5 separate regions of the Mus musculus genome follow, and regions 1, 3, 4 and 5 are each linked to region 2. The links are chromatin loops, found by intact Hi-C in ENCODE. Cell type or tissue: heart. All regions are shown on one strand. Each heading gives the region's core, and the rest is flanking DNA. Links, peaks and the distances in the headings are about the cores only. Region 1 holds the start of n-TTagt6 (a tRNA gene). Region 2 holds the start of n-TGgcc6 (a tRNA gene). Region 3 holds the start of Btn1a1 (butyrophilin, subfamily 1, member A1). Region 4 holds the start of n-TRacg1 (a tRNA gene). Region 5 holds the start of Zfp322a (zinc finger protein 322A).

What was found. Hi-C counts contacts between places; a loop is a spot of excess contacts. Peaks named below come from ENCODE experiments on the same cell type or tissue, not always from the same donor. Only the 100,000 strongest peaks of a DNase experiment are listed, where the experiment ranks them.
Region 1: a loop joins it to region 2, with 4 times the contacts of the local background. A loop is called at or near these places in 21 of 42 quality-filtered maps.
Region 3: it touches region 2 in a loop (2.4-fold over the local background); 15 of 42 quality-filtered maps call a loop at or near these places.
Region 4: it touches region 2 in a loop (5-fold over the local background); 28 of 42 quality-filtered maps call a loop at or near these places.
Region 5: it touches region 2 in a loop (3-fold over the local background); 5 of 42 quality-filtered maps call a loop at or near these places.

Annotation. Positions count from the first base shown.
Region 1 is chr13:23,447,206-23,453,319 of GRCm38, forward strand. n-TTagt6 (a tRNA gene) reads left to right here and starts at 3,417; the gene lies at 3,417-3,490. In heart, for the core only: no CTCF peak of the experiment used is centred there; DNase peaks (open chromatin) are centred at 2,216 and 3,466; H3K4me3 peaks cover 2,630 bases; H3K27ac peaks cover 1,217 bases.
Region 2 is chr13:23,515,179-23,521,292 of GRCm38, forward strand. n-TGgcc6 (a tRNA gene) reads left to right here and starts at 2,025; the gene lies at 2,025-2,095. n-TMcat6 (a tRNA gene) reads left to right here and starts at 2,514; the gene lies at 2,514-2,585. It overlaps n-TStga1 (a tRNA gene), which reads left to right and starts at 2,968; the gene lies at 2,968-3,049. n-TQttg4 (a tRNA gene) reads left to right here and starts at 3,872; the gene lies at 3,872-3,943. It also overlaps n-TQttg5. In heart, for the core only: no CTCF peak of the experiment used is centred there; DNase peaks (open chromatin) are centred at 2,063, 2,523, 3,023, 3,923 and 1 weaker place; H3K4me3 peaks cover 3,914 bases.
Region 3 is chr13:23,461,564-23,467,677 of GRCm38, forward strand. It overlaps Btn1a1 (butyrophilin, subfamily 1, member A1), which reads right to left and starts at 4,338. Exons shown (of 8, transcript NM_013483.3): 1 at 4,219-4,338; 2 at 3,539-3,660; 3 at 2,669-3,019; 4 at 1-204. The coding sequence starts at 3,617. It overlaps n-TEttc5 (a tRNA gene), which reads left to right and starts at 1,972; the gene lies at 1,972-2,043. Gm52036 (a long non-coding RNA gene) reads left to right here and starts at 2,861. Exons shown (of 2, transcript XR_003950563.1): 1 at 2,861-3,033; 2 at 3,139-3,925. It overlaps n-TYgta8 (a tRNA gene), which reads left to right and starts at 5,513; the gene lies at 5,513-5,602. In heart, for the core only: no CTCF peak of the experiment used is centred there; DNase peaks (open chromatin) are centred at 2,018 and 2,888; H3K4me3 peaks cover 2,932 bases; H3K27ac peaks cover 2,013 bases.
Region 4 is chr13:22,018,169-22,024,282 of GRCm38, forward strand. n-TRacg1 (a tRNA gene) reads right to left here and starts at 3,048; the gene lies at 2,976-3,048. n-TScga1 (a tRNA gene) reads right to left here and starts at 4,332; the gene lies at 4,251-4,332. In heart, for the core only: no CTCF peak of the experiment used is centred there; DNase peaks (open chromatin) are centred at 2,503, 3,023 and 4,263; H3K4me3 peaks cover 3,223 bases; H3K27ac peaks cover 1,890 bases.
Region 5 is chr13:23,365,572-23,371,685 of GRCm38, forward strand. Zfp322a (zinc finger protein 322A) reads right to left here and starts at 3,637. Exons shown (of 5, transcript NM_001111107.2): 1 at 3,564-3,637; 2 at 2,549-2,634. All of the region lies in intron 3 of 4930586N03Rik (RIKEN cDNA 4930586N03 gene), which reads left to right. In heart, for the core only: no CTCF peak of the experiment used is centred there; a DNase peak (open chromatin) is centred at 3,730; H3K4me3 peaks cover 2,910 bases; H3K27ac peaks cover 2,196 bases.

The DNA of each region.
Region 1 (6,114 bases), core at 1,077-5,076, 68 kb before region 2:
ACAAACACTAAAACTCTAAATAACACTTTGATGGATTTAGAAGAAAAATAATGCTAAAAGGAAAGGAAAGAGGAACATGGTCATGGCATCCTTTGATATTTTTTATTGTCTCCCTGTAGGTTGTTTAACCTCCGACCCCAAATATTTCCCAAACAAGATTGCAACAGGAGGTCTCACTGTGTGTCTCTGCATGTTGCCTTTATGAGAATATGTCAATTCTGGTACTTATTTGGTTACTTTCTAGGCAAAGATGGTTTTCATATGTGTGTTTCAGTCTTTCTATGTTTTTGAAAAGGCATCTCTATTCTCGTGCACTGTAAATAAATCAAGGGCTGTTGAACAGAATTTAATTGCTTGATTTAAGACTGTACATGATGAGATTAGAAAGCTAGTTTTGGTGCATATAGTTTCAACAACCCTTAATGTGCATGCACGGGTGTCTGTTTTTTTACATCTAAGCTTTAATGGAAGCCTACTTAACACTTCCTCCTCAAAAATAGGGCTCTTTGTCATCAGATTTTGTACACAGACTCAGAAGGTAATTTGGTGATTTTCCACTCCATCGCAGAATGATACTATTATATATATTATATATGAAGAAAAAAGAAAAAGAAAATATTTCAAAAAGAAATCAATGACATTGAAGTATGTCACCAACACAAAGTCACAGGAGACATGGTTACAATTCCTGCACTGAGCAGGTGGGAACAAAAAAGGCCAAGGTTAAGCTCATCTTCTGGTCAGTACTTAGCAAACAATCCAAGCACCTTTCTCCCTGAGACTCTGTCTCCAGCCAGCCAAGAAAAAAAAAGGCATGCACTTTTATTGGATTTCCAGTAATGAAGCAAAATCTGGTGCCTCCAAGTCATCCCACAATCAGAAATAGAAACAAAACCTAGGGCATCTCTAAAAGTCCATTCTGTCTGTCCAGAATGGTTTTAGCCCAAATGACTGTATGCTCTGTCCACACACTCTGTTCTTTTGTTTTTAATCTATAAAAAACTCCCTTCGTTTTTCAATGTTTAAAGGTCTTATTTGGCTGCCTCAATCTACTAAGCCATGACTGCAAGGTGTTGTTTCACTTTATTTGAGTCGTGTGTGTGTGTGTGTGTGTGTGTGTGTGAGAGAGAGAGAGAGAGAGAGAGAGAGACAGAGAGACAGAGAGACAGAGAGACAGAGAGACAGAGAGACAGAGAGAGACAGAGACAGAGACAGAGAGAGACAGAGAGACAGAGAGAGCAAGCCAGCTTCTTCTAGTTAGTTAGTGACTGTATTAGGCAGAGAAACCAAATCTAGAAGAGAACAGAATCAGTAGAAGACTACATTATTAGCTACCTTACATGATAGACAAGATTAAAACTTATGCAGCTATTCTACTGAATAGCCTGGACTCTAAGTGAACCCACTATGTCCTGCTACATCAATGTTTAATTACATAACTGGGCATTACAGTCTGGCCAAGCTGACATATTAAGTTATCACTGTGTGAACTCTCTCTCTGAGTCTGGATGAATTGTTCTTTGGTTTTGCTCCAAGGCATAAGGAAAACTGCTCTCTACCTCTCCCCTCTTCTTTAATGTGATCAGTATGTGACACAGAGCTCTAGATTGTCGTCAGTCTCAGATGTGTGGAGCAAAGTCATTATGAGGTGTCTGTGAACCTGCCTTCCTCGTCATAGTGGAGGCTGCATGGAAACAACTCACTCTCATATTTCTGTTTCTTGCTTGTTGATTTTGACTTTGTGAGACGGGGTCTCCTGTTGCAAGGCTGACCTCATGGTCTCTACAGCTGAAGCTGACTTTGAACTTCTCATCCTCCTGCCTTCACTTCCCAAGTGCTGACATTATAGATATGAGCCCAACTCACATATATCTGTAAAGGACTGATCAGGGTTTGTTATCTTCTTAGATATTCCATGCAAATGTCACCAACTTCAGTCAAAGGAGAAACACCAACCAAATACAATGTCTGTTTTGTTGTCTGGCATCTACCACAAGTTAGTTAAAGCTATAGTGTGTGACTGAGCCTTTGAACACACCATTAACAATATGGCTAACTGTAAGATTAAAAAAAAAAACAGGAGTTGGAAAGATGACTCAACAGTTGAGTTCTGTTCCTTCAAAAGACCGGAGTTCAGTTCCCAAGTTAGGCAGTCAGTTAGCTACTGCCCATACGCTTCAGCTCCAGCTCCCCTTCCAGACTCCTCAAGCACCAGCTTTCAGACAAGCGCACGGGCGCGAACGGGAGCGCGCGCGCGCGCGCACACACACACACACACACACACACACACACACATTTAAAATAAAAGAAATAGGTGCTTAACTCATAGAGTTTGTAGGTCATAAATGCTGGTTTCAGAGGTCATAAATCTTCTAATGAAAGTAAGAACTCTAGTATCCACAGACTCTCACTGTGCCCCTGTCTTGTCATCCAACGGCTGGCTGGCTGGCTGTCTTAGTTTGACAAATCCTTCATCTGTGGATCAGCTGTCGACACAGTTTAGAAATAGTGAAATGTTGAATTTAGTATCATTGCTGGGACTATAGGTCTTCCGAAACCCAACCAATTGTAACTGCAGGTTTCATTTGTGAAGTTACTTACACAATTATGGTAACCGTTTGTAAACTTGTTTGAATTGTACTTCAAGGATGGTTTTATTTTAGCAGAGGACTGAATAAGTTGGAAGCAGGAACAAATACACAGCACCAGGGACAATACAGAAATTTTGCAAATGCTCTTTACTGGACCGCTTATTAAATCAGACCCTTTGGACAAGCACTATAAGAAGCTTTTCCCGCCGCAGACGTTGCACACGGTCCTCTCCTTTATGTCTTTCCGAAAATGAGGTGTTAATTATGAAGTCTTAAATTTTTTAAGCTTTAACTCTGAAATTCTTTTCGTTAATTTTAGAACCAAGAAGGAGGTAGGTGAAACCTAAATTTACAGGGGAAAAATGGTGGGAACGGTTAAAGGATAATCACAATCTTAAATTTCAATTTAACTTAAAAGTCATAAAATAAAAAAGCTTGCTTACTGTATGGACCCGTTTGGGGGGTTGGGAATGTTCTGATCGACATAATAGTAGCTAACACACACAGTGTCTTTGTGCTCTCCGCTCACTCGTTTTTCCTTAACGCCTGGCTGGTATTTTTATCAGTGTGGTAAACTGGAGAGGTCTTGCCCTTCGAGGGAGCTTCCTTCTTGCACATCCAGCCTGCATTAGTAATTCTCCCGCCCATCCGGACCAGGACTCAGTTTTCCTGTAGCTGTTTCTTAGATCTTTGGAGCGAAGCCGAGAGTATTTTTAAGATTTGGGGAACTGTCTGGGTCATCTTCAATAAAAAGGCTGAAAATACACACAACAAATGTAATGTTCATTCCTTTTCTTTGTTGATTTGGAGGCTGGAAAGCGTGTTGGCTCCGTGGCTTAGCTGGTTAAAGCGCCTGTCTAGTAAACAGGAGATCCTGGGTTCGAATCCCAGCGGGGCCTTTTTGTGGTTTTTCCGCTGCTCGTTGACACGGTCTGCTCGAGATTAATTTCAAAGTTGTCGTCACGCACTGCCCTCCCTACTCCACAGTATTTACTCAGATTAGAAAGTGGATTTTAATTTACAAAAATAAATAAGCAAGTAAATAATAAAAACAGGTTATTTCATTAAGAACAAATATATACATTTCTTAGTGTTCCTATAATTTGGTAAGGCAATTTAGCAGTGAGGAATCTTCCCCCAAATTCTGAAATATGAGAAAATTAAGAAGTCTGGAGAAAAATGTCAATTTTACTCTTAGCTGAGTGTTCTCACCAAGATCAGGGAAACAGAAACTCAGTTGCCAACCCCCTAGTCACTTCCCAAGATCCACAGAATGAATGCCAAGCCTGGTTTTATGGCTTTTGTGGGAACAGAGCATCCTGATTCTCTGAGGAACAGCTTAGGAGGTAGTTACACTTTCTGATCTCCGTGTTGTAAGCAGCAAAGACTGTGAGAAGGCAGACTCTGACTCACTAGATTTTTTTCCTCTCTGCTCACAAACACCCTTACTCCATTACCTTCCAGTGATGGTATATCACTGCCCCTTTCTCTTATCAAACCTGCCTCATCTGCTCCACAACAAATGCAGAAACTAAGCACTCAGGTACTGTTTTTATATGGCGGGTCTAATAAAAAGATCAGAGGCATGGGGTGTTAAGATCACAAAAGATTCTTCCAAAGGCTTCCCTACTTAACCACTTAGCCATCCAAATAGCCTGTCTTCTCTTTAAGAGTATGGTTGGTTTTTGCTTGTCTTTGTTTGTTTCTAAGCATCTGTCAACAGGACGGCCTGCCAATTCTGATCTTTACCTAATTACTTCAACCAACCACAGCAAGGTGAGTTCCCTCAAGCACTTGATATAAGCAAAGTTCTTGCTCCAAAAGGAGTACAAGCAGATTATAAGTGGCCATGGCCTTGGAGCATGAACTCAGGTTTCTCTGTATAACAGATTCCATTTTGAAAGTGGATATGAATGGTTTTTTGTTGTTGCTGTTTTTTGTTTGTTTGTTTGTTTGTTTTGTTTTGTTTTGTTTTTTGAGACAGGGTTTCTCTGTGTAGCCCTGGCTGTCCTGGAACTCACTCTGAAGACCAGGCTGGCCTTCAACTCAGAGATCACCTACCTCTGCCTCAGGAATGCTGGGATTAAAGGGATGGCACAAGCCTTTAATTCCAGCAGTACAGAAACTGGTTGATAAATGGCTATTAAGGTGACTAAAGATAGCCCAAGATCATGTTGGTACTTGACCTTTAACATGCCAACTGCTCAAACCATAGAGGACTAATGATCATCTTAAACACAAATACGTGACTTTTTTGAGGGAACTTTAGTTCGAACAATAGAAGTGCCAATGAACTTTTGTAACAATGTATATGCATTTCTTTGTCATAATAAAACTACCAACACGTCATTTTTCCTCAGATTTACCAAAACCACCCTGACCTGTGCCTGTGTGTCTTGTTTTACATTTTAGACTTTGCGTTGGTGAGTTTTTGCAGGTTTGAGACAAACTAGGAACCTCAACTAAAGAATTGCCTCCATCAGACTGGATTGTGGGCATGATTGATTAGTGATTGTTATGGGAATGCCCATCACATTATAGGCAGTGCCACCCTGGGTAGATGTTTTGGTGAACGAGATAGTAAGCATCCTTCATCCATGGCCTCTGCTTCAGTTTCTGCCTTCAGGTTCAGGTCCTGATTTCCCTTGATGGTGAATTGTAATCTGTAAACTGAAATAAACCCTTTCCGTATCAAGTTGGTCTTGGTTAGCATTTTATCAAAGCAACAGAAAGCTAACTACAGCTGTCTTTATTTCTAAAGGTCCCAAATTAAATTATTTTCTTAGAGTTTCTTTTCAATATTTGCTTGGCTTTGTCTGGCTGTAGCATTTATTAGCAGCTAGCTTGCTTGAGTGATGCTTGGCCTAGCTAAGGATGACCACGAACTTCTGATCTCCCCGCTTCACCTCTGGTAAGCTTACAGGTGTACAGCACCATACCCATGTCATGGCTTTGTAGTAGTTTGTTCACTCCTCGAGTTGGGGCTGAACCTGTCCTGCTCTCTTGTATCTCTAGAGACAAGCCTGTGCCTGACCATCAACAGTGTAATTGTTCATTTAAAACGTCAAGTTGAACAGTCATGGGTTCTCCAGATTTCTAGAACTCACATAACTGAACTAAGTAGATTGCCATCCCTAATGTGATGGGCTTTATCCAGACTTGGCCTGAGTGTGGGGATGGTGTGGTGGGTTGGGGGTTAGTAGCTTCATGATCTGACCAACTTTATTGGCATCTGCTCTCTAGATTTTCAGCTCTTCATAACTGGACCAAACCATGCTACTTGCCTTCCTTGTTTTCCAGCTCACAAACAGAATGTCATGATAGTTCTCAGCCTCTATAATTGTGAGCTATGTCTTCATGATAAACCTCTCTGTGTATTTGTATCTGTGCAGATATCAGTGATGATAATGAGCCACGAATTAAATAATTAACATTTATCTAAATTTTTATGTGGACAGACAAGCAGAAACAAAGAAAATATTAAAATCTCTACTTTTGAAGCGATCTTGTAAGTACACAATGC
Region 2 (6,114 bases), core at 1,187-5,186:
CAGAACAGTTTGGCTTTGAACTCAAAGATCTGCCTACTTCTGGGATTAAAGGCATGCACTCCCATTTCCCAGAGACATTTTGACTTTTTAACACCAGAAAACTGAGTCCGCTTTAGTGAGAATCTTTCCCTAGAGCCTCGTTCCCTTCAGCCTAGTTACTGTCATTGATTTGGTTCTGCCAATGGAGTTGAGGTCCTAGCAAAGGAGTTTATGTTCATGTTTAGAGGCAGACTGCTTCTGTCAGTGTCATTTTTATTTTACCTCATATGAAGACCAGGCTGGCCTCGAACTCAGAAATCCGCCTACCTCTGCCTCCCAAGTGCTGGGATTACAGGCATGTGTCACCACTGCCTGGCCTAGACTCATTTTTGAGTTCAGCATTTCTGTCTTCTTTTCTGTTGACTCCAGTACGACTTCTAGTGACCACATCTGACAAGGATATTTAACCATATTTAATGACTCTAATATTTGAAATGTTAGGTTCTGCCTAATGTATTTCTATAGGGTATTGACTCAAAGATTAAAAAAATTGAGACTAGTCAGGCATAGTGGCACACTTTTTATCCAGTCCTCAGGAGGCAGAGGCAGCTCCATTTCTGTGAGTTCCAGGCCAGATGGAGCAATGCAGTGAGACTTTGTTTAAACAAACAAACAAACAAACAAACAAACAGAAAACCAACCAAACAACGACCCCAAGCAAACAAACAAGATCCTGCCAGGTAGCACTCATTAACCCTGGGAGAATCTGAGGCAAGGGCCTATATGTGTAGTTTAGGCCAGGTTTGAACCTTGATAGCTGAGGATGACCTTGACCCTGCTGCTGTTTTACAGCCCATGTGATGGACTACAGGGTTGTCCCATCACATCAAGCTACAAGTACTTTAACGCCATTGTAGCTAAAGGATTGTCTATCTACCGTTTTTCTCATAAATTTAACTTTTTTGCTCTCCTTATTAACACGAGTTTATCTCCCACAGTTTCATTTCAGCAGAAGACCCCGAATGACTGCTTATTGGCTTGCACGCAGCCTTTTGGGGTGGTTATAAAATATTTTGTACTATGTGTCCAGTAACAGTCTTCTACCCAAGACTCAAAAGCATGATTTTGGAAAAGAAAATTTTCAGTTTATGGATGCCTTCCGATGACCAAAGTAGTCGACATCCTTCGCCCTCATGAGAGATCCTCCATCCAGGTAAACCGTCCTTAATATCCGACCCACATAATCTTTGGGTTTTCTTTGCCTTGCTTGCCTGGCCTTCTCTTGCCAGGCCAGATAGGCTCTCACGATGTACTTCTGGCCAGTCTGGAACTGCTATGTAGACCGGGGGTGGGATGGGGTTGTGAGGCGGGCTTTTTAGTCTGGGGTGGGTCTGGGATGACAGTGACAGAGATCTGTCTGCCTTTGTAGTTTCCGTGCTGGAATAGCAGATGTAAGCCACCACACCTAGGTTGTTTCTAAAAGTTTTAATTTTTACTTTTTTTTTCTTTAAAAATTTTTATTTTTAAGTTTTTTAAAAAAATGAGCACCATTTAAACTTTCTTTTGTAAGCCAGCTCTTTATTCCAATTGTTAGAAATAAGTAATTAAGAACAAAGTTAGGTAACTCGATCAAGATTTAAGATATTTCTCATGCTCTTCAGATCTGTATACCAAATTTAGGACTTAGAGAAATTTGGTCCAGGAAACTGAAACGTTTTCTGCTGTTTCGGTTTCTTGTTTTTTCTTTCTTTTGTTCCCTACTCCAGAGCAGCCAATCATAGCTACCAAAAACACCTTGGAAGACACCATACTTCTCTGTTCTGAAGAACGAATAGGATAGACGAGAGGGACCATATTGCTGGCTTTCATTTCATTTCTTTCAGTGAAATAAAAACTCTATTTTTGTTTGAGATAATCTCTATTTTCTAATCATCTTTTAAAAATGGTTGCGTTGTCATTTTCTGGGTATTGGCTTTTTTCCCCTTACAAACTAACCAGATACAAGGATACCTATGTAAGAAAGAAAAACGCCAGTGTAACAAGGAGCATTGGTGGTTCAGTGGTAGAATTCTCGCCTGCCACGCGGGAGGCCCGGGTTCGATTCCCGGCCAATGCACTCTCTCACTTTTAAGTAATTCTTTTATGAAACTACCAAAATGAAACAAAACAAAACAAACAAAAGTTAAAACAAAACAAAAACCCAATCACAAACAAACAAAAGGTGAAACCGAAAAAAAAATTGGATTCAAAACAAGGGGTTTGGCAAGTTCAAAGCTTCTGCAAGATTGGTATTAAAAGTTCTGACATTAAGTGTGCCTTTTGCCCTGTAACCCGAAACAATTCTTGCTGTGCTCCCGAGCTCCAGCTTCAGCTTGACCGATTTTCAGCAGGAAAAATTCTAAGTCGGTGAATTCGTCGTTAGCTTTCACATTCTTGTAAAGGTTTCAAGTTACTTTTTATATAATGCAGAATAGGTAGGAACTGAACAGCTTTGTCTTTAGTAAAGATTTCCAAAACACTATAAGCTGCGCGTCAGCAGAGTGGCGCAGCGGAAGCGTGCTGGGCCCATAACCCAGAGGTCGATGGATCGAAACCATCCTCTGCTAACTTGTCTTTTGGACAGGTTTCAAGGAAAAGTTTCAATTAGGAATATCAGCATTTAGAGTACCGAACTTTTCGTATAAGAACCACAAGGTTAAATTTTGTAATAACTACTTATGTATTCAGTAAAGGTCCTGAGACTGTCATCCAGGTTCCTACATTTGCGATCACTTCGTCATGAAGTGTCTGGACAGATCACATCTGTCCAGAGGATGTTCATATCAGCCAGCTGTTGGGCTATAATTCCTGTTTCCAGTCTCCAATCGCATTGTTTTTAGTACGACGGTAAGTAGTCTAGATCTGTAATTACATTACAGAAATATTGTTTGAAAAATATTTAGGGAATTACTTCTCATGGGAATATATCCTGTCACTGCACGCGCTCTTGTAGTCGTGGCCGAGTGGTTAAGGCGATGGACTTGAAATCCATTGGGGTTTCCCCGCGCAGGTTCGAATCCTGCCGACTACGTGAATGTATTTTCTTGACATGTAGAAACTTGTCCCTACCGTCAGCGTAAACATTGAAACACTCCGTTTTCTTTGGTTAAGAACTGCATTTTATTTCAATTCCATTTTCTTCTGTTGAATCTAGCAAGATGTAAGATCATGCCGGTATGACATTGAAGTTTGTTTCTTGTCTGAACTCCAAAACCTCGCCTGTACATGCGTGTCTACTCCAGAGTGTATTTGATGTTTTGAAATAAATACTTCAAACAAAATTTCGTTTGCCCTGCCTGTAGATTGTTTCGGAAGACGAATTTCTGAGTCAAAATAGCAGACAAAATTTAAAACTGTTTTTTGGCTAAGTTTAATTAAAAAAAAAATACTATTGCTATTTAAAATACCCAGAGTTTCTAACGCGTACAGAGATTGCTGTCGTAGAGTAAAAGTAACAAAATAAAATATATAATTAGCATTATGTGATCAATCGATTCATTGTGACATGCGGATAAGGACAAATAGGTTAAATAGGTAAAGCAATTTATTTTGTATCCTAAAGTACTAGTAAATTCTTCGAATTTTATACTTAGCTCCTTTTTTCTTGTGTTTGCCACATGTCCATATATACCAAGAGATTTCTAGGTGTTGACACTTTTTTCTCTAAATTCCGGTGTAGCAAATGTTGATAACTCTGGTTTGGCAAACACAAAGTTCTCATTTTGCAAGGAGCAGCTAGCTATACTTCAAATATTTTGTAGTAATACAGCAACTTTACAAATCCAGATTGCAGAAATATACATCAGTCTTCTGACTCTTGGTCTAATATCTACCAAGGGCATTCGTTAGCATAGGCCCCATGGTGTAATGGTTAGCACTCTGGACTTTGAATCCAGCGATCCGAGTTCAAATCTCGGTGGGACCTCATGACATTTTTGGCGCACCTCCCTCAGAATTTATCTGTGCATCTATAGCAAGTTCAGAAGTTAGATAGCAACCTTAGGAAGTTACATGGCATCTGAACATTTTCTCAGCTCATCTAAACCCTTCCAAGCTGTAAAATCAGATGTTTTACGTCTGTATTTACCTTTCTTTTCTAAAGTTTTACCAGGAACCACTTTTGTTGGAAACTGCAGATTCTAAACTGGCCAAGTTTTGTGCAGACGCGAGGATTAGGGATTCGTTTTGTTTATGCTGGAGCCGAATTCCTTTGTAAAGGATCACTGATTATTGTTTGAACGTCAGTAGATTTTATACATGAATTTGGTTCTAACAAGACAGAACACGTGAGATATTTTTTGTACTTTCTTTCTGAAGTAAACTTGTCAAGAATTAAAATCTAATCCACATGCTGAGATCAAAATGTATGTAAATATACTTCAAGTATTTTGTTATGGACAATATTGCGTCGTACTCGGCCCCATGGTGTAATGGTTAGCACTCTGGACTTTGAATCCAGCGATCCGAGTTCAAATCTCGGTGGGACCTTCTTTCCTTTTGCCGTTCTACCAGTTACTGGATCATCTTGCTTACATTTCTTCCAGTGGCTGGATCCTCCTTCTCAATTCTGGTCTCTGCTAAGTAAGTATACGGGTGGTTAGAGAGTTAGCTGTTAGAGTGTCCATATTTTTCCGCAGCAATCTTTTCTCTGGAATCTCTTCAAAATATATTTTCGAATGCAAAAAGAAATGTTAGCAATAAGCTAACATTAGTTATTAGGAGATATTCAGTGACTGTTTAAGAGTAATATGGTATAGTGGATTTTATGCTACACTTTAAAATGTGTTCTGTCCATGTTCTGCTTCTCCTTCCTCTGCATCCATCCACACCTCATCTCCTTAATCACCCGTTAGCTCACCTTCACCTAGTTACAAGTGCTTCCCTTTTTAAAATTTCAGTTTTTCCTTCCTTTTCTTCAAAGTTACTCAAAGTGAAATTGTTAGCATGGACTCTGTCTTGGAAAGGTTTGGGGTGCAGTGGTGCAGTGTGCTTATCTTAGGGTTCCTCTTGTTTGGGACATCCCCCAAGCCCCTACACTCACGTGTTGACATTATTTAGAAGATTAGCTGTCTATTGAAAGTGCAAGCGGGACTTTCAGTACTTACCTAGCTGAAGGCACTCAGGATATACCACATCTAGCACTTGGATTTCAAGCCTCAGATCTGTCTCTGTTTGGTGTCTTGGCTTTTCATTTTTGCCCAAACTAGGAATATACCCAGCATGCATAGATACACACACCTTTAGACTTACACTCTCTCTTCTCAAATCCTACCTCCTTGAGTAAAGGAAGCCCTGGCAACATCACCCACTTTTCTTATTTTTCTTATTCATTCTTATTAAAACACACACTCCCCTCCCCCAATTGCATTGGGTACAGAAGAAAAATGGAAGCATATTCTCTGGTGTCCAGAGACAGGCTTGGATGTTAGTTAGGATCTAGCCTGAGACTCAGAGTTTGTCCCTAGGGTTTGTCTTTTGATGCTGTGTAACCTCACAGCTTCTCCACAGCACACTGACGTCTTTGATTTCAATGGAATGAGGTAGAAACTTGATCAAACAACAAGACATTTCACATCTTGATTAGTATGACAATTAAAGAGTCACTGGATATCTCCTGATAACTAATAATGATAGGTCACAGGTGTTACGGCCTTTCTTTCCACTGTGACCTTCTACATCAAGTCTACTCTGATGTACAAACACCATTGTATTCTATCTTTTCTTTTTGTAATGAACCAATGTTCTTTCTTAGTGTATCAGTTATGCCTTTTACTGATTAGGTATCTGAACAGTTCACCTGGTAGCATCCACCTAGAATGAAACCTCGCTCTTGTTCCTTCCTCCAAATCACGCAGCCCACGTGCAAGTGCCGCAAAGCCCTTTCTTACACCTTCTTGCTGAGTCTTCCCAAGTTTCTTCTTATGATGTACTCTTACTTGCAGAGCAACAATTCCAGTTCATCTGACTGCAGATGTGTTCTTGGTGATCTTTGCTTGGTTTGGTGTAGAAATAGACAACAATAAGGAATATATCAAGAGAAAATACCAAATGACCAGTTTTGTCACATTTTTCTCTATAAACTAAACAAAACAAAGT
Region 3 (6,114 bases), core at 866-4,865, 54 kb before region 2:
TGTCTCTGATCATCATTGAAACTGCCACAGTGAACAGGCCTTCCTCATTATGCTTCTTGGACTCTGACGTGGATGGTAGCATCTCTCTGTTGCCTGTTCTCCACTGCACCTGAGGCTCTGGGTACCATCCAGAGGAGGTGCACTCCAGCTCCATTTCTCCATTCTCTTGAACCGTCATACTGATTTGAGGATCTGAACCCACAGCTATTAGAGAGAAACTGACCTTAATCTTTTGGTGGATGCTTTCCTGGAAACATGGTAATCTTCGCTTGAGAAAGACAGAGAGGAGGCAAAAGTAGACTGGGGCTAGGTAGGATTCCTCTAATCCTTCTGTATGAAGACTGAAGGATCAATAAAAACAATGTTTTATATCTTATTAGAGATGTAGCCTTATTGAGATCACATCCTTCAACATATGGAAAAGTCTGATGAGTAGACATGGAGGTGTTTGTCCAACTATCAAGAACAGCAAGAACAATGGCTGCAAGGTGCCTTAGGAGATCTAGAGTCAAGAAAGACCTCTGTGGTTAGAAGTGCATAACATGATTTGGAGGATGAGATGACTATGGTTAGAATATTTTAGGATGGGTGGGAAAGTATTCTCCTTCTTAGACAGATTATCATGTAGCACAGGCTGACCTCAAACAGCCGAAGATGACCTTGAACTTCTGATCCTCTTGCTTCTACCTCCCAAATGCTGGTCTTAGAGACACGTGCCACCACAAACCATTTTTAGACAGTGCTAGAGATCCCACCCAGGGCTTTGTGCATGCTAAGCAAAGACACTTCCAACTGAGTCACACCGCTACTCCCCAAAAGACTATATACGTGAGAACAGAGTTTGGAATTTTGTTTTGTTTTTCCCCTTGAGGTTTGCAGTTGATAATTTAACTTTTCTTTACCTAGGATGCAGACTCAAGAATTTTCTTAAATGTTTTCAACCTCATCTTTCCTCACTGAATTATGCCCCAACAAAAACCAACACAGGGGACACACAACTGTAATCATGGCATTCAGGAGGTGGAGGGAGAAGAATCAGGAGTTCTAGAACAGACTCTGCTATATAACGAGTTCAAGACCATTTCTCTATAACAACAGAGAAAGTGATAGTCTAGGCCTTTAATCTGAGTGCTGGAGAGGGTGAAGCAGGTGGCTTTCTATGAATTCTAGGCCAGCCTGGTCTGCATAGCAAGTTTGGGGCCAGCCAAAGCTACATAGTAACACCCTGATGCAAAAAAAAAAAAAAAAAAAAAAAAAAAAAAAAATCAAACAAACAAATAGCAACAGAAAATTAGCAGCAACAAAGGTAACATAAAGCTACTTTTCATTTTTATTTAGTCTAATCTTTCCTTCCCTCTATTTCCCTCTTTCCTCTTTTCCTAACTCTTTTTCCTTCTCCCCTCTCCCCTTTCACAGTTCTACAGGATACAGAAAAATTCTGAGCTCTAGAAAAGTATCCTTAAACAACACCTCAACAGCTCTTCATATTCAAAAGAGTGTGTATGAAAAATTTAAACTCATTTTATGAAGATGGCCATCACTTATAAAAGATAATAACAACATCGAGGTTCTAAGTAGCCAAGGTCAATTTTGAACTTCTAATCTTCCTGCTTGTATCTCCCAGTTGCTGGAATTACAGGGTGTTACTTCCCAGTTGAAATATCATACACAAACCCACAAGTATATGTGAATATAAACATATATTTATGTACATATATGTATATACACATATTTTCATGTATATGTATATATTATATAATTTATATATTATATAATTTTAGGATGCCTTTCCCTAAAAATGATATGAGCGTTATATTTGGTACATTAAATATGGCAAAACATGGCAATGTATTTTTGAGCTAGGGATACAGTTAAGTTGATAGATTCCTTTCCCAACATCTAAAGAGCAGGTGTGTCATCGTCCGGAATCCTTACATGGGAGGAGGAGGCAAGATAAGTATGCATAGCAGTTCCCACATGGTCTAGCGGTTAGGATTCCTGGTTTTCACCCAGGCGGCCCGGGTTCGACTCCCGGTGTGGGAAACTCATTGTTTTACGAATGATCCTAGTACTTGATAAAGGACTTCAAAGTGTTCTTAAAGCTGTAGAGTTTGAGACACTATGTCAGCTCCTTTCTTAACGGAGCAAGGAAAATACCTAAATAAATGAGAAAGGCAATATGTGTATTATACACAGTAGTCTAAGGTGTAGGAATTTCTTTATAAGCACATGATGTTTTATCATTAACAAAGCATTTTTCACTTATCTAGTTCCTTGTTGCAAATTCTTGCTGGATTTAGCTTTCTGGTTTCACAGTAGGAAAAACTGAGTGGGAGATTTGCTTGATTTGGATCACTAACAGGGAGGGAAATTAGAGCTCAATGTATTCTTTCCTTATGATCTCAGACAGGGAGAAGAAGACAACATGAGTAATATGAGTAAAACCATTTTGGAGGTGGATAAAGAACTTTAGCAACGGACCACACTCTGTTAGGGTGTCAATCCTTAGGCATTAAACCACGAAGCTGTTCAGAGCATCTAAGATGCTCACCACAACCTTACGTAAACGTGAAAATACGTTTGGATTTGGAGAATGAACACGATGATTCTCCCCAAAGTGAGAGTCTCCGCGCGGAGTGACGAGGCGACACATCCCGTCTGTACCCACCAGCCACTTTGAGGTATACGGCGGCCTCCTCGAAGTCGTCGTTGTCTTTGAAAAGGCACCGGTACTCCCCCTGGTCTGAGACCCTGACATCTCGGATCAGCAGAGTAGCGCGGCCGTCTAGAAGCCCGGCTGTCGCCAGCGTCGCCCTCCCGCGGTACTCCGTCATCTGCTGGCCCTCCTGCTCCTGGCCATCCCGGTATAGAAGTACCGCTGTCGACCTCGTCTGTCGAAACCACAGCAGCTCCATGTATTCTGAGCTCGCGTTTGGGGAAAAGCCACAGGTCAGCTCGGCATCTGAGCCCACTAGGGCCAACACTGGCTCCTGAGGTGCGGTCACATCGAAGGGAGCTGCTGTAATAAACAAGGTCAGATAGGACGATGGGTTGGGATGGAGGACCTACCGGCCAGTCTCCTTGTAAAGAAAGGAACTCGGGGTGGCTGCTATTTCTTTTCTTCTGTTTATTTTTCAGACTGGATCTCATAAATCCCAAGGTGGCCTCCAGCTCACTATGTAGCCTTGAGCTCCTTGCCCTCAATTCTCAAGTGCGATCATTACAGGGGTGCACCACCACCACACTTAGCGTTCCAATTCCTTTGATTTAAAGGAAAAACAACTAGGCGCTCCCTACGTAACCCTGGATGCTCTGGCTATCTCTATGTAGACCAGGCAGGTTTTGACCTCAGAAAAATCTGCCTGGGCCCACCTGGTGCTGCAATTGCAGGTGTGTATTACCTCCCGCAGTGGGTTTCCTTTGAACTCACTGGATTGTGGTGAAGGTCCCCCCACCAGGAGCCAAACCGGGTCAGAGGTATTTATTTATAGGGACCTTCCAACTTTGCGAGAAAGAGAAGGCTAGAACAGAAACTTACCCGAATCCAGCGTGGGCAGCTGTAGGACAGTGAGGGTGAGCAGACAGACCAGGAGGCAGGAGTTGGTGGGAACTGCCATCTCTGAGCTAACTGGGGCAATGAAGCCCGCCAAGAGCTTCAGGCTGGGAGAGAAACAGTCAGGAGGTAACTATGGGTTCCGCAAGCGCCCTGTTCTCCACCAGTTTCTTCCAACCTGGAGGGCTCTGTATTTCCCCTACAGGGTCATTTTCAGTCCATTTTACAACAGCGCCTGCCCCATACCCTTCCTCTGTACGTCTGGTCCTCCAGCCCTCGACTGCCTCCAGAATGGAGCCGCGAGGCACAGTTGTAGATAATGAAGAAATCTCCTCATTTACAATAACAATAAAACAATAAAGTAAAATCGAATCGAGTGGGATACTTTGTTATTCGTGTTTAGAAGTGATAATGAAGATAAAGCCACGGAGGTAGAAATGGAGAACATGAAATGAAACGAAGGAGGAGAGAAAGACAAGGTGTGTTTCTCAACTGTAAGCCCAGCAGCTCTCAGGAGGGTGATCTCTGGGAGTTACACCGTGAGGTACATACAGTCTTGACAAAGTCTGAGAGAGAGGGGAGAGGCAGAGCTGAAGAGCTTGAGGAACAGAAAGCCTAGTACAGAGAAGAGACAAAGAGAGCTGAGCTGAGAGTGAAGCACCTACCGATTTCGACAGACCCAGAGGAAAAGGGAGCCAGAGCCACAGTGATCAAGTGAAAAGGGCTGCTTGTCACCCCGGGGCCAAAGAGAGAGCTCTTCAGAAGGAAGAAGGCTGTGTGCTGTTAGAGAAGCCTGCCCACAGGTGGCCAAGTGTATTTATTCGGGGTGGGGGGAGGAGCAGCCTTTTAAACATGTGGACTACAGATTAGTGGTCAGGTAGTTTGGGTTCATCCTCCTCCCCTAAGAGAACGATATATGCATTAAAGAGCTGTACCGAATATAGGGAATGGGGACAAAAAGAAAGAAGACTTGAGCAACTGAAATGAGTCATGAGGCCATCAGCCTGTGAATTTAACTCTGTGGCTTCAGTTCTTTTAACCCAAGTTCATGGGGGGGGAGGGGGGGGCGCAGGCGGGGGTCATTGTAAGTTTAAGGCCAGTCTGGGCTTCATAGCAAGATCCAGACTTGCAAGAGCTACATATGGAGAACAAAACAAAAGAGAGTGGGGTGTTTGTTACTTTTAAGAAAAAGACTAATGTTACTAATACCTTGTTTGAATTATGCCAAGTTGGAAAAGTATTAGACACAAACAGTATTGGAAACAAAACAGGCAAGAGAATAGGAGCCCAGAAAGTAAATTACTTTGTCATTACATCTGTGAATAGCTAAAGAGTGAGTCCACAATGGCTGCAGCTCTCCCTCCCTGATCTTTTCCATGAGACACCTTCAGGAATGTGGGTGTGGGTGGCAGGAGTCCACTGGATGTCCACCTTCAAGGTATAACTGCACAAGGACCTGGCGCTTCACCCTGCCATCAGTCATGAGATCAGCAATTTCTTATTTGGTTTTGAATTTTCATTTATTACTGAAAAAATGCAAAGATAAAGAAAAAAAACAGTTTTATCAATGATTGTTTCTATGCTGTACATAAATATAAAATAAAATTTAAGAACAATATATATCAGTTCATAGTGATAAGTTCATAGTAAGTTTTCCTGCATAGTTCATAGCATAGCTAATACGCATATATTTGCGAAGATTATGAGATTTCTAGTTCTTTTTCTAGTATAAAGACTGCACTTCGGGGGGAGGGTATGGAGGACTTTTGGGATAGCATTGGAAATGTAAATGAGGAAATTACCTAATTAAAAAAAAAAAAAAAAAGAATGCACTTGGCATTTGGTAGAAGGTCCATCTAGCATTCATGAAGCCCTGAGTTAGATCCCAGCACTGCTTAAAATCAGGCATAGTGGCTCCTCTAAGCTACTTGTGACTTTGCTAGGCACTATACATGGTATCCTTCGATAGCTCAGTTGGTAGAGCGGAGGACTGTAGGAGTATTCGACCTGGAAATCCTTAGGTCGCTGGTTCGAATCCGGCTCGAAGGAGGTCTGTTTTTGTAACTCAGATAGATCGATCTACCATGTCTGTTTGTTTTACTAGCCTGTAGCAAACAGTAAGGGCAAGATAAACTTTTTTTTTTTAAACGCACAGTAAAACAGACATGCTAACACATGCTTCTATTCCTAGCATTCGGGAGGCAGAGGTAGGAAGAGTTTGAGGCCAGCCTGATCTACAGATCAAGTTCCTGGACAACTAGAGCAATGCAGTGAGAGCCTGCCTGGGAAAAAAAAAAAAAAAGGAAGAAACAAGAAAGAAAAGGAGGAAGAGGAGGAGGGAGGAAGAAGAAGAAAATAGAAAAAAGATATGCATTTTTATTTGTAGCTCTTTGTTTCTAACTATGATAACTACCCGATATGCTGTTTGATCCAGTTCCATGAATAAAGCCATTGACTCAAAGGGCATAAATATATATGTTATCAGTGACCTTCCCTACAATATTAAAAAGATCATAGCATCCTAAAGAGTGTCCTTCAGGCCTGCAAGCAACAAGAGGTAT
Region 4 (6,114 bases), core at 780-4,779, 1.5 Mb before region 2:
TGGGAACCATCTTCAGTGTTGAGAGAAGTGAAAGGAAGTGAAACCCGGCCTGTCCTTCCTCTTCTGGAATCAAGGAGGAAAGAAACTCAGCTCTCCACTGGGATTAAGCTTCTCCGGGATCCTGCAGGTAGGCCAGAAGTAGGACAGCCTCAGAGCAGGCTGTCAGATCATTCTTCACAGGAGGGTTTAGCCAGAAAGTTTAGGAAAACATCAGTCAACAAATAATGGGATTTTCAACTTACTTAAATGAGTAGGAGACAGTCCAATGATCAAAGATTATTCTAAAAAAAGGGAGCACAAGAGGGGAGGACCAAATATTCTTGGTCTGATTACTGTTTGAGAGGTGAAGAAGTGTAATTGGAGCATCTCTGTGTGTAATGATACTGTCTTTGGGCCTGGTGGCTGTAGTTTGTCACTCTTTGGCTACTGTGGTTTTAAGGATATGCGCCTGTCCTTCTCCACAGTGGGGTGTGTTCTGAATGTCCTGTTATCACCTTTGCATTGCAGGCTTAGTTGTTTCTGAAAGCCACATACCAGCAGCAAGTGAGTGTTTATGTTCAATCGTCCACATCTTTACTGCCTGTTGCTATTTTAAGCTAAACATCCAGGCATTTCAGTGACTTTAGTTTGTATTTCTAAAGAGCTAAGCATCTTCTCTTCTGTTTATTTAGCTCTTGTATGCATACTTTTGTGTGTGCTAAAATATTTGCTCATTTTTATTTTTACTTTTTCAGGCAAGTCCTGGGATGATGGTGAACTCCAGATCTTCGTCCCCTGATTCTCGAATGCTGGAATTACAGCCTGGCATCATGGTGCCCTGCATGGATGGCATTCCTGTCACTGACCTTTGAGAGTTCTTTATATATCCTCCAGTGCATCTCGGTCATCAGATACATGCTTTGTAAACACCTCTTCTAGAGGGCCCAATTCATCAAGTTATTTGAGAGTCAGTTAATCTATGTTAGAAAGGTTTTTCTTCTTTTTTTTCTGTTTTCAGCAAGAATGTGAAAATTTCCATGAGTAGGTGATACTATGAACTTTATAATTTCTCTCTGCTCCACACTGTGTGTGTGTGTGCATGTGCTTGCGCTCATGTTCGAGGTGGGAGGAAAGCTTGGAATTGGCACAGAACACACCCAGACATCAAATTCTCAACACAAAGGAACTTTATTACAATGGGGTGGGAAGCAGCTGCCCCTGAAACAGGTTAAGATACTAGCAGGTATTTCTGCCAGAGTGGTTTTAAGTAGAAAAAGGGGAGCGTGTGCTAGGATGATGTCCTGATTGGACATGTTAGCCAGTGTTAAGCCAAATAATGAATTTTGATTGCTGGACCTTGGTATTTAGTCTCAGGAATAGATCAGTAGCCAAATAAAGGAATAGACGTTGGGGGCTAGCTTTAGGAATGTAATCTAATGGTTTAGCAAGGGAGAGGGAGGGAGAGGGAAAAGGCAAAACCTACTAGCACCACCGTTTGCCATGCTTGGGCCTGTTAGAGAGCCCTTCACTTAGAGTCAGCACGTCATTATAATTGTAAAATACAGAGTTGTATCTCCCTGGGAAGCTAGCTGTCCTGTCCTCTTTCCGGGGGAGCTCATCTTTATTTTCCAAGTGTGGGCGAAATCACATGTTCATGAGCTCAGGTTCCATTTCTGCCCGGATGCCTTTCTTTGGATTTCAGAGTATATTAGGTACGAGGATACCTCAGCTCATATATGGTTCAAGAAATTAATTATGCATCACTCAATAATCTGCACTCCTTAAGTTAGGGGGCACTCCAGGTTTCAACACAGCGCTGTGTGTACGTGCAGTGGATAACGAAAATTATCGCAGTTTCAAGGTCAGTCGGCCAGGTCATTTTGTTGGATTTGCAGGCACCTTAGCCCGAAGAAAACGGACATGGAGGGGGAGGTGATGAGCGAGACACCCCGAAATAGCCCAAGTGCCTTGAGGAGGACGGAATAGCTACGTTTAACGACGCTACGCATAAACTACTCTCGTGGTGGAATCTGTGGGTTAGTGATGGTTCTCCACGAGAAAGACGAGGAAATCCAAGGTGCTCTCTTTTCACGCCGTCTATCTCAATTGAGCTTGGAGTAGACGCAGTCTGGGCGCGGTGTAACGTCATTCTTTTAATTCCAGCACGGCTTGAAACTCAAACTATCCGATCTGAGTAAGATATAGAGAATAGGGTGAGGATCTCAATTTACTTTTAATTTAATTTAATCTGTGTTCCTTCCGGGTTTCGCCTTGACGACCCCTTCCCTTCTCCATGTCTCAAACCTCGCGTCCTGGAAAACTTAAGAATGTAGGTCCACCTGCTCAAACACTGTCCCAAAGCTGCACTTCCCGGCCTTCCTCTACTCTCTAACTCTAAATTTTATCTGGATTTTTGTTTAGTATCGGTTTCAAATATGTAAGTTTCTCAGCCCGCTTTCTCGAGTCAGTCTCTGTCCCTACTCTCACCACTCCCGGAAGTGCTCAGAGACAGAAGTATAGCCAACTGTGGAGCCCGGCTCCGGGCGGGGACGGGTGGTTGCGGATGAGCCAATAAAATATTGATCAATTTTTAGTTTTTTCCTCTGATACTCTGATTTTCAAAAAAGTTCAGCCTTTTAAACTGTTCAATTTACTGGTTTTTCGTGTACATGTGTTACAACGCCGTCGTTGTTTCCTGACTTCAAAATTATCTTTCTCCATCACCTGGCAACCGGTGATACATCCTAACTCTAGGTTTGGTGGTCTGGACAATTCATTTTAATTACAACATGCAGTACTGACTTCTTTTCCTCAACACAGTGTTTTCCACATACCCTATTGGGTGATGTCTATAGATAGTCCTTTTCTGTTTGTATGCTGTTCACTGACATACAAGACAAAGATATAGTAAGAGTCAGATTTTCAAGACTTAATATGTTTTTCTTACGGATCTGAATACAAGAAAGTTTCTCCTTTGTATTAAAAAGAGACATGGTCGAGCCAGCCAGGAGTCGAACCTAGAATCTTCTGATCCGTAGTCAGACGCGTTATCCATTGCGCCACTGGCCCGCCACAGGGATGAAGTTCTACTCTAGTTATTATTAGCTGTAACCTTAAATTAATTATAGCCCTAGTTTCAAGCTAAGTAAATTCAACAAATGTTTGATTTGAACAATTTAAACCACTTGTGTTACAGAAACTCGTCTTTTCACCTTGCAATTTCCATTACTAACACACGCAGTTGGTTCCTCTGACATGAAACAACCCCTACTGCCAGCCCGTTGACAGAATAATAGAGTAAAACAAAAATCCACTCTTTCCTCTTCTTCCTTCTTTCCCCACCTCTTTCTTTAAATTTTTATGTTTACAAATAGTATCGTTCTGTAGCCCTGACTGGCAGTTCTTCTGCCTCAGCCTCCTGGAGTTCTGGAATTACAGGTGTGCATCACAAAGTTAAGTATTTTACGTTTTACGATCTCAATTCGTGCAGCAATTTGAAAGCCCAGAGTGCAGTTGAAAATTAAGCTGAGTCAGAAGTGGTGGCAAGCCTTTAGATCCCAGCATTCCGGATTTACCTAGAGAGCTGTCTTTAAAATATAAAAGAAGTTCGACTGAATACTACTTAAGTGTACAATGTGAGCGAAAACACTTAAAAAAGTAAGAAGAGACAAAGGTTTTCTGGTGCACCTCGGGGTCAGCCTGTATGCTGAATGCCGCGCAGTGCTACTGTGTAGCGTCCAAACTGCTCAGTGTATCCTCCCTTTAACTCATTTCCACCTGCCTGGCATATCAGATGAACTCTGGAATTCTACTCCGTTTTTGTTCCCAACAGCTTTTTCCCCCCCTTTGGTTTTGGATTTTTTGTTTCTTCTTTTAAATACTACGGAACTGTAACTATTTAAAGTAACCATTTGCCCTTCCTCTGCTCGCTTTCCCTCCCCTCTTCTCCCCTTCCTTACCCAACCCCTCCTCTCCCTTTCCCTCCCCGCCTTCTTCTCTCCTCTTTTTCTTTCCTTTCGTTTTTGTTTTATTTTGTTTTTCGAGAGTTTCTCTGTGTTGGCCCGGCTGTCTGGAAACTCGCTTCGTAGACTAGGCAGTCCTCCTGCTTCTGCCTTTCAAGTGCTGGGATTAAAGACGACCGGTGGCATTTCTGATGTAATCACAGAAAGTTTAAAAAAAAAAAAAAAGAAGTGAGCACAGGAATAAAACACACCTAATTTTTCTTAAGTTTGACCACACTTCCACAGAAAGCTGTGTCTGAAGCTTTCTTACGCTGTGAGCAGGATTTGAACCTGCGCGGGAAGAACCCATTGGATTTCGAGTCCAACGCCTTAACCACTCGGCCATCACAGCTAACCAGAGCTTGGCTTGTATTATGTCATTTATATATTAAACAAATAATTAAAAAAGATTCTTTGAAGGCAAAATACATACTCTGAAGGCACTAGACACTATAATACCATCAACGCCAGAGACTCCCATCTATTAGGAAGTTTCCTTTCAGCAATACACAAAAGGCAATCACTTCATCAAACCCTAACCAGATCTCTTCCCCAAGTCTTACTCAAGTTCACTCTATCCCTGTAGGCTTTTTAAAGGGAGAACAATATTCCAGCATACCAGAATCTCTGGTTTTAGTCTTTCTTTCCCACTTCCGGTTTTTATAGATTACCGAGTTTTTATTCATAGATGTGGCGGGGGCTAGAATCTGAGTTAGTTGTATGTTCATTTACAATCTTAAGATTGTTTTCTCCACACAACTCGAGAAGCACTGCTCTCAGTGAATTTGGCAAGTTCTATCCATACTCAAAATTTATGCACCTTTTGAGGCAGTATTTCTACAAATGTGCAGGATATGTTTGTACATGTGAGTCAAGCTCATTCTCTTCTGAATATGCAGGATTGGAAAAACACATCAGCAAATACGAGTTTTTAAAAAATAATTCTCTCATTAGTGTTAAACAATTTAGAATAATATAAGCTGGTACAATTTTGGAAACACACACATACATCTAAATATGCACATTTAAGAGTTGGCTGTAGTTATACACCTGTAATTCTAGCACTGGGGAGGTGGAGGCAGGAAGAGCATAAATTTTAGGAAATCCTCCATTACATAGTAAGTTAGAGGCCAACATGGGCTTCATGAGACCCTGGCTCAAAAAAGAAAAGAGAAAATGAGAATATGAGATGTGTTTGTGCACATCTGCCTTTAATATAAAATCAAAGTGAGATCAAAGTGTTTTGAGTACTACCATAGGAGTAAATACATGGGAGATCAGACATATATATTTATAAAAATCACTCCAAGAGCTGGGCATAATGGCACACATCTTTAATCCTGGCACTTGGGAGAACATGGTAAGCAGATCTCTGAGTCTGAGGACAACCTGGTCTACATAGAGAGTTCTAGGACAGCCAGTGGTATATGCAGAGAAACTGTCTGGAAAAAAGAAATCTCAAGAATACATAATTAAGGAACAGTTGAGCCAAGATGGTTCCTTCAATGGCTTTGAAGATTTTGTGAAATTAAAATGGTAAAATACACCCTGTGTAAACTGTGACAAATTTCTACTTGAGGCCAGTGCCCCTTTGAGCATTAATTAAGATCTGTTGCATGCTATCATCATTAAAGAGTTTCTCCTTTATTAAGCCCTGTGTTCTTGGGGGTGAATTCTTGCTGGGAGGAGCTGTTCGGCTATTGCAGTATAATCAGCTTGCCATGTCTAGCAGGATGCCACAAACTAGAAGGCTTGAACAGCAGCACACATTTTTCCAGAGTTCTGGAGGCTAGAAGTCCAAAACCAAAGTGTTGTCGGGGTCAGGTTTCTTCCTGCATTCTTCCTATGTTCTTGTGAGATCTTTCCTCAGTGCATACATGGAGGGAGGTCCCTTATGTCCTTTGCTTGGTTTCCTAAGGACACATGCTGCACTGGATTACAGCCTCACTTTCAGACATTATTTAACTTTAATTACCATCTAAAACTCCCATCTCTCAATGCCATCACACTGGAATGAATGTGGGCTTCAAAGGAATGACTCTCCAGGAAGATGCAATCAGCCTAAGAAGAGCCAATGTGTCTTTGGTAATCTAGTGCCCACATTTGGTCCTATCACTCTGACTTCTACTTGTCT
Region 5 (6,114 bases), core at 1,303-5,302, 150 kb before region 2:
TGAACCAAAGGATGAAGTGCCATATTTCTCTAAGAACACATTTCTACATACATATATACTTAACAGAAATAAATGGGTGGCCTGGGATAGGTCTCTGTAGTGCAGCATATGTAGGGCCCTAGGCCCTTATCACTAGCAGTGCCAAGGAGCTGCAAAATGACACATGAAAGCAAATGACACCCGAGTGTGATGACTCACATCTATACTCCTAGTACTTGGAGCATGAGAAGAACTGGTAAATATTTGAGGCTAGCCTTGGCTATAAAATTCCAAGCCTGCTTGGCCTACAAACTGAGACCCCATTTTAAAACAAACCAAAAGACAGTTCATTTCAAACAAATAACATGAACACCCAAAAGTAGAAAAAAAAAAAAATAACTCTTACATAGTATGAGACTATATAAACTCAAGCTAAAGACAATAATTATTTTTAATTTTCTTTTACCTTTTTTTAAGAAATTGGCTCATTATATAGCTCAGGTGGGTCTTGTTTTCTGATCTGCTTGCCTAAGACTCCCACCCCAAGTACTTCAATTAGAGGTACACAGCCTCCCAAACTGTATATACACAATTACTGAACCTTATTTATGGGGCTTTTCCTCATAGTACATACTAGTTAGTATGTATACCAGAGTTGGATAAGGGAACATAGATTCCCCTCAGTTACAGAAGGAAATTACAAATAGAAAAGAACAAGATTAGAATGAACTCTGTACTGTGGTTAGCTGGAATTAAAGGGCAGTATGAGAATGAGGTCACAGTTTGTACTGTCTAGAGAAGCTGTACAATGTACACATGAAAAGGGTTTTCCATCCTAGTAATGTCAGCTCCCAAGCACAGCAATAATGCACATATTAAATACTAAGATTCTAGGTTCTAGATACCATTCATCACTGAATGCAATCAGGAGACATGGTAGATATCATGATTTGCAAAACAGCCTACAATATCTTTGTTGAGCTAAAATATAGAAATGTTCAAACAAAAATACAGTATGTTGTTCTTTAACTGTCTCATGGTGATAGGGATTGAACCCAAAGGCTGCACACACATCATACTCCACCACTGAGCTATATGCCCTATCCTTTTTACACTTTGAGAAAGGTCTTCCCTAGGTTACCCAAGCTAGTTTTGTAACTTCCAATCCTCCTGCCTCAGCTATTTAACTGAGTTTGCTCATAGTTTGGGAAATGAATCAGATTATCTTATTAAACTACCAGCCCAAGACATCACAACTGCTCTCAGTAGCCAAGAAATTATGATGCACAAGAAAAACAAACAGAAAACCAATTTTAAACCAGGAAACAATTTTCGTATGCAAATAAAATATGATCTGGCTGTCAGTCTTCAAAACAGAATATGATACTTCCCACACATTTACAATAAAATCCAAAGTTTTACTGCCCTCCATACTATGGAATGTTTGCCATTTTCATCCTCTCAGGCACCTCAAAATATGTTGTTTTTCTACTTTAGGTAGAAAATCCTCTACTTTAGGTAGAGGAACCACTGTTCCTCAATGTAGCTTTCTCCATTATCCGATTTAAGTAGCCTGAAACTTACTACCTAAAAAAGCAACACACCTTCATGGCCCTTCACACCACCTTACAGCATCACTATCCAACATTAAGAGATGTACTTTATGTACGTTCCCTTGTCTGTCTCTCCTACTAGAGCATAACATCTACTATGGTTAGGGTTTTGTCTTTTGGTTACTGCAATATCTGTAACATTTAGAATGCATCTGTTAAACAATTAAAAAAACAACAAGTAGCCAAGTCTCAGACTGAAAAAGGAGTATCATTATCCTTGGGTCTCCAATGTGCATCTGGCAAACACAAACCCATCCTCCAAATCCTTACTCCAGGCTACTGTCTCTAACATGCTTCCTTTACCCCTCCTAGGAAGGGAGGACTTCTGGTTTTTGTTTTGTTTTGTTTTTTTCACGAGCAACACCAGACTCCATTTCATAAGCGAAGAGCAGACAAAAGTTCAAATAGACAGGCTAAGCAACAAAACTTCAGAGCTCAAGATTCTTTTCGGTTAAAGGATATATGGGATGATCAAACAGTAAGTATTTAACGTATTGTCTTAAAAACCATACTTGCTGTACAGCCTCAGACCAGGGGTTGCCTCAATTTTCATTGATTACATGGATTATGGACATTTAATCCTCCCAAGAACACTGTAAAATCAAATATTACCACCATCTTACTGATAGAAAACCTGTTGCTATGACAGTTACCTAATTACACAAGAACTCACAGGCAGTTAAGTAACAGAGCCAGGTTTAAATATCCATCCTAGAGCCTGTCTGAGCATTGGGCACACTGCCTTCTTTGTATGGTAAATCAAAAGAAGGACAATTGTTGCAAATCTGCTGTGTATGCCTGTTAGAAAAATAGGTGTACTGAAAGGTTATCAAAGGGCCACTATGTTAGTCACCAGAAAGACCCTTTTCCTTTTCCCAAGTATGTTTTACCTTCTTTCTTGTCCCATCCCTACTCCAAAATTCACATTTATATAGAAACAGATGTATGCCACTTACCTTAACAAGAACCCAACGATTTATTTTTTTCAGATCCACAAGGTCTCTAATCCAGAAGTACTCATAATATTTAATTCTTCCCTCTCCTAGAGGAAAAAAGCAGCAATGTTGAATGAGCATGACTGCAAAGCTTACATTTTTCCTTTTAACAGTAGGCCATTTAAATAATGTCCCATGCACTCTCCAATCCTGACATCATCCTTCAGCAAAATTTTGCTCATTCTAATGTTTCCGTTCCTCCTTCAAGAAGCCGTTTCTTTCTGACCTGCTCTACACAAAATAACAAGAATTCTTCTAGCTGAGAGATTTTTAAGTTCAGAACAAAGCCCTGGGCCTTGTTTTTCTTGCTGTTAAGACGGGGAGAGTCTCACGTAGCTTAGGCTAGCTTCAAAATCGCTAGGCAGCTTAAACTGGCTTTTAATTCCCTATCCTCCTACCTCTACCTCAAACGCTCAGGTGACTGATAGGCGCATTATTATTTCAACTTCTGAGATCAAGGATTCATTCCTCGTGCACTAAAACCTGTAGGAATACGATTCATGAATGCAATGTTACACAGGACCAAGGCTGCTAAAAATAAATGACTATGGAATGCTTTGAGCAAACAGATTCTGCAGATTCCGGGGAACTCAACTAATCTCCGCCCTTAAGGCTGGGGGAGGGTCCCCCCAGTGCCCATGGTTGTCTAGACATTCAGGAAGGCTCCAGACTGCATTCGAGCCTGGCTCCATTACTACCTCCAGGACAGTCTCACAGGTTTCTCCTCCCAACTTTTCGTTGACAGCGACAAGAAGGGCGCCGCGCCTGGCCCGGACCCCTCTCACGGCCAAGGACCTCGAGGACCCGCTGAACGCTTACTCCGCCGCCCAGGGCGGCACTTCCGGTGACTGGACCCTCAAGCCGGAGCTTCCGGGGCCGAGCACTCGGCGATGGCCGATTCGGTCCCACGGTCTCCTAGGGAAGGAGAGTGGGCCGAGATGCTGAGAGGTCGGCAAGCCAACCGCCGGATACCAACCTGGAGAAGCGGTCCCCGCACACCACAAGGCCAAGACAAACCGCTCTCACCAGCAAGGACAGGGAGGCGTAGCCACGCCCCGAGGCACGTAACTACCCCTCATAGGGCTGCACCGGGATTCCGGGCCAATAAGCACCGGACCTCCCGAAATGGGCGGAACCTGAGCGCGCCTGCGCCCTGGCTCTTTCGCGTCCGACAACTACCTTTTCAGCTCCTGGAATTTGGGACTGCAGCAGCTCCGGTACCCACTGAATTGAAACCGTGCCCTGCGCCCGGTACTGCGGCTCTGAACTTCTGTTTTCTTTCTCCACGGCTGTTCAAATCAAGAGTTAGGAGTAGTGTCTCAAGGATAGATGCAGCGGACTCGGTTTTAAATACCTTGAAAAGCCGGAGAAGTGGAGAATTACAAAGGCTCTTTGGTGCTGTCACTCATGCCAGCAAACTATGAGAAGCTTTGAATAGGCAGCGGCGGCGTGGCCTTATTGCTGGAGAAAGCTGCGGGGAAACCGTGTTGAAAGGATTTCTGTCCTTTCTGATTGCGATTCTAGGCTGAAGACAGATTCAGAAAAAAAAACAAAAAACAAAAAAGAACAGTCAATATTTTCCCTACTTGAAAAAAAAAATGTATGTAGGCTGGCGAGATGGCTTCTGTCGAGAGTGAGGAGCAAAGAGTGCTTCTTGCTAAATAAAACCTCGCGACCTGAATTTGATCTCTGAGACCAATGTCAAAAGCGGAAAGAGAGAACTAACCGTAAAAGTTGTCTTCTGACAGGCATACACAATAATAAGTATATAATACACACACACACACACACACACACACACACACACATATATATATACTATACACATACACACATGTATATAACAAAAACCCTCACATGGGAAGTGAGTACTAGAATTCTCTGGTCTGGAGAAGAACTTGGATTGGCTGTTAAATTCTAGAGTTAGGGTCTGAGGATGGCAATTATGTATTCTGAATTCACTAATTCCTGTTTTCAGAATTTGCAGAATTTCTGCAGCTTATTTTAAATTAAAATTTTAAGACAAAAAATCCCACCAGTGTCATTCAAATATTTAAGTTTTTTTTCTTAGACTTATTTTCTATGTATGGGTGTTTTATCAGCATATATGTGCACGTGGTGTGTGCGCGCGCACTCTAGGAGGATGTCAGATCCCCTGGAACTGGAATAATGCATGGTTTATGAGCTACCATGTGAGTGCTGGCTGGAAAATGAACCAGGGTCATCAGCAAGAGCAAGTGGTCTTAAATGCTGAGCCATCTCTCTAGCCCTAATTTTAATATTTAAATAACTTTTTATTAACTGTTTTTAGTGTAAGATGTACCAAACACAATTCGAATCACACTATAGAATGAGCTGTGTATGGCTATATTAGGAAGAAATGTACACATGTTATTGCAGGAGAGTATGTGTTTATGCCATCCCCTTCAGCTATAAGAGTGTTGAGACAATGGACTCAAAGGATTGGAATTGTGATAGGAGTCTTCTGCTGAGAACAAGGAAAGGACTAGGGCCTTGGCCAGTGGGAGAGTTAGGGCAGGATTTCACACAGTCCTGACTGTGATGAGTGGGGCTACTTATGATTGTAGCTACCAGGACTCCTTACTTATGCACATCTCATGACCTTTAAAATATTCTGAACGTCGTGTTAGTGGTTGAACCCCTTTACTTACTCCTCTTCCTAGTGTGACCATATTGAGTAAACCGCTTTCACTGCTTTGTCTTGCTTGTCTTTTTGACAAATTGAAGACAGGTAGCTGAGCCTAGCTTGGTAGAGCTACCAAGGTCCATGCATAGACTCTTAACAGCCACTGTAAACCGGAAGATTAACTTGCCGACTTATACATTTAATAACGGGAAGCTGATTTGAACCAGAATCAATTACTGGAGCCGCCGCCATACTTATGGCTACCTCAGAGTATTGTGGGGAAGTGCTGGACAGCACATTACGAAGGTGTGATAAGTGCTGAGCCACTTTAGTCAAAATATTGGCCCAAGCAGAGTACTTAGTGCACTCAGTTTCTGAACATTCGTTGCTATTCTCTACGTCATCTGGCATTACAATACAATACAAATACACAGGCCATCTCAGCCCTGAGCTGGCTAGTCTCATGCTCACATTCTAGGATGAACTGCAGATGTCAGCCGTTTCGTTGTAAAAGATGGTGTGGGAGCACAGAGATGGGGGCACTTGGCTTGCATTCTGCAAGAAGTTCAGAGAAGAATAGACAGTTAGGCGTGACGTAAAAGATTATAAGTATAAATAAGATGAAAATGAAGTGGGATGGAAACAAGCCACAGTTATTTCAAAGAAGCAAACTTCATCTTGAAAGAAATGAGAAGTACAGGCCAGAAGGAAGGTGCCTCTGTGGATAAAGATGCCTGTTGCCTAGGCTGAAAACCCAAGTTTGATGCTCAGTACTTAGGAGGCAGAAGAACTGACTTCCCATGCTGTCTTCTGACCTCCACACTTGTATGGTAGCATGTTTGTACCACCCCACCCACACACCACATATGTACACAAAGTA